Linked DNA regions of Homo sapiens: region 1 is linked to region 2. A link is an interaction called in ENCODE POLR2A ChIA-PET data of the cell type or tissue named here. Cell type or tissue: GM12878. All regions are shown on one strand. Each heading gives the region's core, and the rest is flanking DNA. Links, peaks and the distances in the headings are about the cores only.

Evidence for each region. Peaks named below come from ENCODE experiments on the same cell type or tissue, not always from the same donor. Only the 100,000 strongest peaks of a DNase experiment are listed, where the experiment ranks them.
Region 1: POLR2A ChIA-PET joins it to region 2 with 6 read pairs; 2 of 35 experiments call an interaction of 5 or more read pairs at or near these places.

The regions. Positions count from the first base shown.
Region 1 is chr16:47,007,772-47,013,156 of GRCh38, reverse strand. No RefSeq gene overlaps it. Among named protein-coding and RNA genes, the nearest start is that of DNAJA2-DT, 37 kb to the right of the region's middle. In GM12878, for the core only: no CTCF peak of the experiment used is centred there; no DNase peak of the experiment used is centred there.
Region 2 is chr16:47,070,735-47,076,119 of GRCh38, reverse strand. No RefSeq gene overlaps it. Among named protein-coding and RNA genes, the nearest start is that of NETO2, 71 kb to the left of the region's middle. In GM12878, for the core only: no CTCF peak of the experiment used is centred there; a DNase peak (open chromatin) is centred at 2,309; H3K27ac peaks cover 733 bases.

The sequences.
Region 1 (5,385 bases), core at 241-5,240, 63 kb after region 2:
ACCCCAGCACTTTGGGAGGCAAAGGCAGGAGGATCACTTTAGCCCAGGAGTTTGAGACCAGCCTGGGAAACATAGGGAAACCCCATGTCTACAAAAAACACATAAGAGTTAGACCAGCATGGTGGCATTTGCCTGTAGTCCCAGCTGCTCAGGAGGCTGAGGTGGGAGGATCACATGAGCCTGGAATATAGAGGTTGCCATGAACCGTGATTGTGCCACTGCACTCCAGCCTGGGCAATAGAGTGAGACCCTGTCTCAACAATAACAATAAATAAATAAATAAGAAATAAGAAAACTCTCCCAGTCATTGCTATGGTTTGAATATTTGTTCCCTCCAAAACTCATGTTGAAATATAATCTCCAATAATTTGGCAGTACTGAGAGGGGAGGCCTTTAAGAGGTGATTGGGTCATGAGGGCCCTGCTTGTGTGAGTGGATTAACCCATTACTGGATTAATGGATGAATGGGTTATCATGGGAACTGGTGTCGTTATAAGAAGAGGAAGACAGAACTGAGCAAGCACACTCAGCCCCACACCCTGTGATGCCCTGCGCCACCTTGGGACTCTGCAGAGAGTCCTCACTAGCAAGAAGGCCCTCACCAGATGGAGCCCCTTGGCCTTGGACTTCTCAGCCTCCATAACTATAAGAAAAATATTCCTTTTCTTCCTAGATTTCCCAGTTTTGGGTATTCTAAAATAGAAAATAGACTAAGATGATCATTGAAACACTTAAATATATAGAAAGATTTCTTTTTTGAACAAGAAGAACGTATTTATACAGACAATTTGGGATGTATGTATCTTGTTTCTAGGTCAGCAATGGTGGGTGGATTATTTGCATCTGATTAGTCCTAGAACATTTTACTCTCTCCTTTTCTAGTCATTCTTCTCCTTCAATGTTCTCACTCTATGTCATTTTGGTGTTCCACTTGAGTCTCACAGACTATTTGATATTTCCTCTAATTAGCATTTCTTCCATGGCTTCTCAGAGTTGTTACATGTCATTCTGCTATTTTTTTAAATAATAATTTGTTTTAAAGCGATGAGGTCTTCTAGGGTTTTTATGGTTTTAGGTCTAACGTTTAAGTCTTTAATCTGTCTTGAATTAATTTTTGTAACTAAAGAGCTTCTGCACAGCAAAAGAAACTACCATCAGAGTGAACAGGCAACCTACAAAATGGGAGAAAATTTTCGCAACCTACTCATCTGACAAAGGGCTAATATCCAGAATCTACAATGAACTCAAACACACTTACAAGAAAAAAAAAAACCCATCAAAAAGTGGGCGAAGGACATGAACAGACACTTCTCAAAAGAAGACATTTATGCAGCCAAAAAACATGAATAAATGCTCACCATCACTGACTATCAGAGAAATGCAAATCAAAACCACGATGAGATACCATCTCACACCAGTTAGAATGGCAATCATTAAAAAGTCAGGAAACAACAGGTGCTGGAGAGGATGTGGAGAAATAGGAACACTTTTACATTGTTGGTGGGACTGTAAACTAGTTCAACCATTGTGGAAGTCAGTGTGGCAATTCCTCAGGGATCTAGAACTAGAAATACCATTTGACCCAGCCATCCCATTACTGGGTATATACCCAAAGGACTGTAAATCATGCTGCTATAAAGACACATGCACACATATGTTTACTGTGGCACTATTCACAATAGCAAAGACTTGGAACCAACCCAAATGTCCAACAATGATAGACTGGATTAAGAAAATGTGGCACATATACACCATGGAATACTATGCAGCCATAAAAAATGATGAGTTCATGTCCTTTGTGGGGACATGGATGAAATTGGAAATCATCATTCTCAGTAAACTATCGCAAGAACAAAAAACCAAACACTGCATATTCTCACTCATAGGTGGGAATTGAACAATGAGAACACATGGACACAGGAAGGGGAACATCACACTCTGGGGACTGTTGTGGGGTGGGGGGAGGGGGGAGAGATAGCTTTAGGAGATATACCTAATGCTAAATGACGAGTTAATGGGTGCAGCACACCAGCATGGCACATGTATACACATGTCACTAACCTGCACATTGTGCACATGTACCCTAAAACTTAAAGTATAATAATAATAAAAAATAAAAGTAAAAAAATAAAAATAAAATAAAATAAAATAAAAAAATAAAAAAATAAAAGAGATGAGGTCTCACTGTATTGCCCAGGCTGGTCTTGAAATCCTGGGCTCAAGCTATCCTCTTGCCTCGGCTTCCCAGAATGCTGGGATTACAGGTGTGAGCCAATGTGTCCAGCTTTATTCTACTATGTTTGTACTTCTTGCTTTTAAGTCTTTGATAAAGTAATAACATCTCAGAATATATAACTCTTACAAATGCTTAGGTAAACTGTATTAATAAGAGTCAACACTTATTAAGCATCAGAAATTTTTTCAAGGGATTTACCTGCATTGACTTAGTAATTCTACAAGGTAGGTACCTATCACTCCCTCATTTCACAAATGGAGGAACCAAGACATGAAGAGGTTAGGTCACATGGCTCGTAAATCATGCTCAGCCCTGAACTCCTGCAGCCTCCCCCAGGGCCCTTTCTATTAGCCACTCCACTGTGCCATGCTATATTGCAGAAGGCAGATGCTAAGATGGCCCCCAAATTCCCACCCACTGTTGTACACAGCCTGAGTGTGAGTGGGCTTACAAATATAATGAGATATCACAATAATGATTATGTTTCTTTATACAAAAAGAGGGATTTTGCAGATATGATTAAGGTCCCTGATCAGTTGACTTTGAGTTAATTTTAAAAAACTATCTTAGGTGGATCTGACCTAATCAGTTGAGCCCTTAAAAGGCCTGAGTCCTTTTGGAAGTCAGAGATTTAAAGTGTGAGAAGAGGCCACATTGCAAATATAACAGAATGATCTCTAGGAGCTGGGAGTGGTCCCTAGTCAACAGCTATCAAAACCACTGGGGCCTTAGTCCTACAGTTGCAAGGATATTAGTTCTGACAACCTGAGGGAAACCAGGAGTGGATCTTCCCCTAGTGGAGCCTCCAGATGAAGGCTGCTGGCTGACACCTTGATGGCAAGGTGAGACCCTGAGCAAACACCCCAGCTACACTGTGCCCAAACCTCAGACCTATATGAATTAGCTGATGGCCAGGCACGGTGGCTCATGCCTGTAATCCCAGCACTTCGGGAGCCAAGGTGGGTGGATCACCTGAGATCAAGAGTTTGAGACAGCCTGACCAAAAATTAGCTGGGCGTGGTGATGGGTGCCTGTAATCCCAGCTACTCGGTAGGCTGAGGCAGGAGAATTGCTTGAACTGGGGAGGTGAATATTGCAGTGAGCAAAGATTGCACCACTGCACTCCAGTCTGAGTGACAGAGTGAGACTCAGTCTCAAAAAAATAAAAGTAGGCCAGGTGTGGTGGCTCACACCTGTAATCCCAGCACTTTGGGAGGCCAAGACAGACGGATCACATGAGGTTAGGAGTTCGAAACCAGCCTGACCAACATGGTGAAACCCTGTCTCTACTAAAAATACAAAAATTAGCCAGGCATGGTGGTGGGCGCCTGTAATCCCAGCTGCTTGGGAGGCTGAGGCAGGAGAATCACTTGAACCCGGGAGGTGGAAGTTGCAGTGAGCCGCGATCATGCCATTGCACTCCACCCTGGGTGACAAGAGCAAAACTCCATCTCAAAAATAAATAAATAAATAAAATAAAATAAAAATAAATAAATATTAAATAAAAAATTTTTAAAAGGGATATCCTGAAATATGCATACTTTTTTTTTTAGAAAGTCACTAGGGGATGGGCATAGAAAGCCATATGTTAGTTGAAGGTCTTAGTGGGTAGTAACGCCTGTGAAGTGGAGGAAGCAGGAAAGAAAAGGGGGACAGGCGCCGTGGCTCACTCTTGTAATCCAAGCACTTCAAGAGGCCAAGGTGGGCGGATCACTTGAGGTTAGGAGTTCAAGACCAGCCTGGCCAACATGAGGAAACTCTGTCTCTACAAAACATACAAAAATTAGCCAGGTGTGGTGGTGGGTGCCTGTAGTCCCAGCTACTCGGGAGGCTGAGGCAGGAGAATTGCTTGAACCCAGGAAGTGGAGGCTGCAGTGAGCCGAGATCATGCCACTGCACTCCAGCCTAGGTGACAGAGCAAGGCTGTGTCTCAAAAACAAAAACAAAAACAAAAACAAAACAAAACAAAAAAACGGAGAAGGAGAAGAGGATAGCTAAGAAATGCAGAGGTGCAGAGTTATTAGTTCCAGGATCAACAGTTGCAAAACAACATGAATGGGTTTTATGGGCTCACCGCATGCTTGAAATTATCCTGGGTGGGCCTAATCTAATCAGGTGAGTCCTTAAAAGGGACTAGACATGCCCAGCTGAACTTGGAGAAATCCACACACACCTTTCTACACAGAGATGTCACTGACTGATTTCACAGTTGAGCACCCATTGTAGGTCCAGAAAATCCTGCTGAATTCACTCCCTCAGCATACAACTGGGTTCTTCTCTGCATCAGTTTGGTATCACTTGATCCCTTAGAACTGTCCCTGTTGCCTCCCTGCTTTTTTTCCTTTACTCTGTTTTATCCATCAAACACACAGTAGATATTTATCAATTAATTACAAGAAAGTGAAACTGAACCAGAAACATTAAAAAATGCTTCAAGGAAATGCCTTTGTGTTAAGTCAGACAGGAGTTCCCTGCCCTGACTGCCTTATCACTTTACATTTCCAGACATTCTTTTATTTTTATTTTTATTATTTTATTACTTTTTATATTTTATTTTTCTTTTCTTTTATTTTTATTTTTATTTTTGAGACAGGGTCTCGCTCTGTCACCAGGCTGGAGTACAGTGGTGCAATCTCGGCTTACTGCAACCTCTGCCTCCTGGGTTCAAGCGATTGTCTTGCCTCAGCCTCCCCAGTAGCTGGGAATATTACAGGTGCGTGCCACCATGCCTGGCTAATTTTTTTGTATTTTTAGTAGATACAGGATCTCACCATGTTGGCCATGCTGGTCTTGAACTCTTGACCTCAAGTGATCTGCCCACCTCAGCTTCCCAAAGTGCTGGGATTTTCCTAAGAGTCCTCCAAATTAAAACATACACCAAGGTAGCACAAATGAAAGCAAAACTCATGTCTTGACAGCTTCTCTACCTTTTTTTTTTTTTTTTTTTTTTTTGTGAGAGGGGTTCTCACTCTGTTGCCCAGGCTGGTCTGGAACCCCTGGGCTCAAGCAATTCTCCTACTTCGGCCTCCCAAAGTGCTGGGATTACAGGTGCGAGTCACTGCACCCAGCCTAGCTTCTCTACTTTGGCCAGTTAAATCAACTTTCATTGGCTTGTAATGCACCATGGGATCTCAGGTTCACTCTACCAG
Region 2 (5,385 bases), core at 314-5,313:
CCAAATCTCCTTTGAGTAAGATGAAATTATCTAAAAATGAATAAAGGATAAAATTTTTATTCTGATTCTATATTCTTTCATATTTCCAATTATGTAATATTAACATTGGGTTTCCTAGAAGGCATGGCTGATTTGCAACTCTATCATTGAGAAGATTCTTGGGACAACTGATTTACAAAAAAACACAACAAAAAGGCAGGTGTGTCACTGAGAAAGAAAAGCCTTTTGTGTCCAGAACACATTCTACCCTCAAGATGAGAAGTGTAGCCAAAGCAGTTCTATACAGAGATTTTTCTATTATGATAAAAAATATATACATAAATAAGATTTCCTGGAAGAGAATGCTCTTTTTTGCTTTGCTTTGACCAAAATGATTAAAAGACCAAGTCAGGAAAGTTTTTCTTTCTGAATTGTTTTTGATAGCTGACTGACAGCCACAGCTACCTGCTATAAAAGATAAAATTATGTCTTTAACTGTATCAGTGCATAAATTTTTCCTTTGAATTTGAAGGAAGCTGCTATTGCTGACATTGTTTTGCCCTGTGGGTATACTTATGGCCTAAGTCCTTTTCTGTTTTTTGTTTTTTGTTTTTGAGAAGGAGTATTCTCTCTGTTGCCCAGGCTGGAGTGCAGTGGTGTGATCTCGGCTCACTGCAAGCTCCGCCTCCCGGGTTCACACCATTCTCCTGCCTCAGCCTCCCGAGTAGCTGGGACTACAGGTGCCTGCCACCACGCCCGGCTATATTTTTTTTGTATTTTTTTAGTAGAGACGGGGTTTCACCGTGTTAGCCAGTATGGTCTCAATCTCCTGACCTCGTGATCCGCCCGCCTCGGCCTCCCAAAGTGCTGGGATTACAGGCATGAGCCACCATGCCCGGCCTAGCCTAAGTCCTTTTCTAATATGAATCAGTCAGCTCTTTGCCACTAGAAATAGTATGGTGCCTGTTACTTTGGAAGCACCTCCTTGTACTCCAAACTCTGCAAGAGAGGCACCAAATGAGCCTCTGTTGTTCCCCATCCTGCCATTTTTAATTGCTAGATGGCAGTCTCTGCTTCTGGAAGGACCTCACTGAGCTGCTCTTCTGCAGGGGTGGGAGAAGGGCCTGCCTTTCCGCAGGAGCCCTGTGGGTGTTCTCTCCATCATTTAAAAATAAGCACTCCCCACATGCCATACACTGTTCCTGTCCTGCTGTTACTGCCTCCATTTTTTTTTTTTTTTTTTTTTTTTTTGAGGCAGAGTCTCTATCACCCGGCCTGGAGTGCAGTGACGTGATCTCGTTCACTGCAACCTCCGCCTCCTGGTTCAAGCAATTCTCCTGCCTCAGCCTCTAAGTAGCTGGAATATTTAGGTGCCTGCCATTACACACGGCTCATTTTTATTAGAGACGGGGTTTTGCCATGTTGGCCAGGCTGGTCTCGAACTCCTGACCTCAGGCAATCCACCCGCCTCAACCTCCCAAAGTGCTGGGATCACAGGAGTGAGCCATCGCACCTGGCCACTGCCTCATTTCTTGGCTTTTCCCCATTACCCACAAATAACTCACAGATTTTTTTTTTATGGAGTCTCCTTTTGTCACCCAGGCTGGAGTGCAATGGTGCAATCTCAGCTCACTATAACTTCCACCTTCCGGGTTCAAGCTATTCTTGTGCTTCAGCCTTCCAAGTAGCTGGGATTACAGGCGTGTGCCACCACACCCAGCTAATTTTTGCATTTTTAGTAGAGACAGGGTTTTGCCATGTTGCCCAGGCTGGTCTCAAACTCCTGACCTCAGGTGAACTACCCACCTCAGGTGAACTACCCGCCTCAGCCTCCCAAAGTGCTGGGATTACAGGCGCGAGCCACTATGCCCAGCCAGAAACTGCCTTTATCCAAAGCCATGTCTTAAAGCATGCGCCGGGGAATGCTTCTGTTTTAAGCTGGCATTCTCACCTCTTTGCCCTGAAAAAAAACAGCTTGCTTCTCTTCCCCTCATCAGGTAGGCAAAGAAAGTGATTGCACACTGTTTTTAATTGCAGGTTTACATAAACCCACAATTCGAGAGCATTGATTTGTTGGACTGTAATCTACGCTTTAACACACTGAGCTGCATTTAGGCAGCGTGCCAGATGTGTAAAGTTGGGATTTAATGACATTTCAGTAGCAGCCCCAGAATTTAGTACAGTACTACTGTCGAATACTAATGTTCCACTAGCAAGAAAACAGAAACAGCTTCATCAGTTACCTTTTTGTCCCTTTCTTGAAGATGGAGAAACTGAAAGCAATTAACTGTTTCTTGGAAACTTCATCTTATAAAGAAACTCCAATCAAGAGCATCCCACCATAGTTGTGGCTATGTTCATGCTACTTTAGCAATCAACCAAAGATTAATTTTTAACACTTTAAAATATTATGCTGCCCATTTATGAAGTTGGGGATTTTCCTGATGACTTCATCAAGCATTTTTACTTTCTGAAACTGATTATGTACATGAAAAGTGCTACAAAGTCACCATGTGTTATTTCTGCTTTTCCATTTATTTTTAAATAGCAAAGGAGAAAATCTAACTTTTGAAAAAACACATATTCTGATCCTAAAGGATAGGGTTTCTCAAGCTCAGCACTGCTGATGTTTTGGACTGGGTAACTCCTCGCGGTGGGAGGGCCAGCCTGTGCACTGCAAGGGGCAGCAGACCACCCCCAGCAGTGATGAGCAAAACTGTCCCCAGACATGGCCAGAGTCTCCTCTGAGAAGGTGATACAGGGAAGGAGAGGGGCAAAGTCAAGCCCAGTTGAGAACCACTGCTATAGAAAACAAAATTACACTAAAAACTGTTGAATTCTACTTTAAAGAAATATTTCAAACTTATGAAAGGGTTTGGAGAACAATGAGTACCAACATACCTGGACCCTGCTAAAGAAGTTATGTCTGTAAACACAATTACACCCCACTGCGGTCCTCTCCTGGCTTTACTTTCCCCCAGAGATCCTGACCATGGTGGTGATCGTTCCCCTGCGGGTATTAGTTAGAAGTTAACTGCTGTTTCTCTAACACTTGTGGCTGATCTTCAGAGTTTCTCATGCCTATATCAAATCTACAGTTGCTATTTCTACCCTCTTTCTGAACAAAACAAGAACCATACAACGCCTGAGCCGTATTCACCCCTCTTCCATCTTATGTTATTTTCATTTAGTATTTTAGTTACTTGTTTTTTATATTTCCCCAAAATGGCCAGTTTTTTAAATCTTTATGTTCCTTTATTGGAGCAAGATTCCTGATTGGTATACAGTGATGTATTTACTAAACAGAGACCTGTGCAGAAATTACATACTATTCATCTAGATACATTGCTACACTTTTGCCTATTGATGGACCCATTCCATTTATCAAGTTTTATACATCAAAAAGCTTGTGAATTTCACCAGACTGTCCGTTAATTCACCTCTGAAAAAAGTGGCATTTAATTTCAGCTATTATATTTTACAGCATTAAAAAGCTTATGCATTAGGGTACTTCTCTGCACAATGGCATTAAGCAGACAGAGCTGAGTCCATTATCCCACCCCAATGTTTTTGTTTTTATGGTAAATACTTAGATTTTTCTCTATGTTTATCTGCTCATTTTCTCTCCATACTTTATTGCATTCCGACCTTACATCTGGGATCACTTTCCTTCTGCCTTCCTTTAAAAATTATTTATTGACACTGCTGGGTGATCTGTTCAGTTTTTGCTTTTCGGAAAATCCCTGTTTCCTCCTTCTTGTATGATACTTTATCTGGGTATGAAAGACTGCATTGACTGTTCCTTTCCCACAGTGCTTATTTCATGATCATGATCATGACTTCTTTTATAAACCTAAGTTCCCATATCTTTAATCTGTCTTTTCCCACTTAACTGATTCCACAATATTGTTTAGCCATTTCACTACAATATGTCTACATGTGTATTTATTTTTATATTTTTCTTGTGATTCCATATGCTTCTTCAGTCTAAAGATAAGTATCATTCTGGAAAATTCTTTCATGTTTCTTAACTTTCAGTATTTCCATGTCTTCATATTTTCATTGTGATACACATTTTCTCTTAGCCACGTCTCATCTTCTGTGTAACTGCCCAATGAGTACTTAATGAGTACTTAATGTGAATGATTATATTGTTTATTTCCAGAAATCCTATTTAGTCCCTTTAATTTTTTTTTTTTTTTTAAGAGACGGAGTTTTGCCATGTTGCCCAGGCTGGTCTCGAACTCCTGAGCTCAAACGATCCACCCACCTTGGCCTCCCAAACTAGGATTACAGGTGTGAGCCACTGCACCTGGCCTAGTTCTTTTAAAAATTTGCCTGCTCTTTTTCTATGGTTTCTTTTCCTGCGTTTTTCTTTCTCTTTTTTTTTCTCTTTTAACGAATTTAACCATTTTGTTTGTTTGTTTGTTTGTTTGTTTTTTGAGACAGGATCTTGCTGTGTTTCCCAGGCTGGAGTGCAGTGGCACCATCACAGCTCACTACAGCCTTGATCTCCCGGGCTCAAGTGATCCTCCCACCGTAGCCTCCCAAGTAGCTGGGATTACAGGCACATGCCACCATGCCCAGCTATTTTTTGCAGTTTTTGTAGAGACTAAGTTTCATCATGTTGCCCAGGCTAGTCTCGAACTCCTGACCTTAGGTGACTTGCCCACCCCAGCCTCCCAAAGTGCTGGGATTACAGGCATGAGCCACTGGGGTGCCCGGCCGATTTCCTTTTTTTTTTTTTTTTGAGACAGAGTCTCGCTCTGTCACCAGGCTGGAGTGTAGTGGTGCGATCTCAGCCCACTGCAACCTCTGCCTCCCAGGTTCAAGCGATTCTCCTGCCTCAGCCTCCTGAGTAGCTGGGACTACAGGCACATGCCACCACGCCCAGCTAATTTTTGTATTTTCAGTAGAGATGGGTTTTCACCATGTTGGCCAAGATGGTCTCAATCTCTTGACCTCATGATCCGCCCACCTCAGCCTCCCCAAGTGCTGGGATTACAGGTGTGAGCCACTGCACCCAGCCCGATTTCCTTCTTTTTTAATGCTCGGTAGTATCCTATTATATGTAACGGGATACTATTATCCCATGTGGGTATGCATATATACACACACACACCACATTTTCTTTATCCTTCCCTCCACGGATGGTCACGTAGGTAAATTCTGTATCTTGGCTATTGTGAATAGTGCTATGCAGTAAACATGGGAATGCAGATATCTCTTCAACATATTGATTTCATTTCCTCTGGAAAATACCCAGAGTGGGACTGCTGGATCATATAGTAGATCCACTTTTTTAATTTTTGGAGAAACCTCCGTGCTGTTTTCCATAATTGCTGTACTAATTTACATGCCCACCTACAGTGTGCAGGGTTTTCCTTTAATGGCCGTTCTAACAGG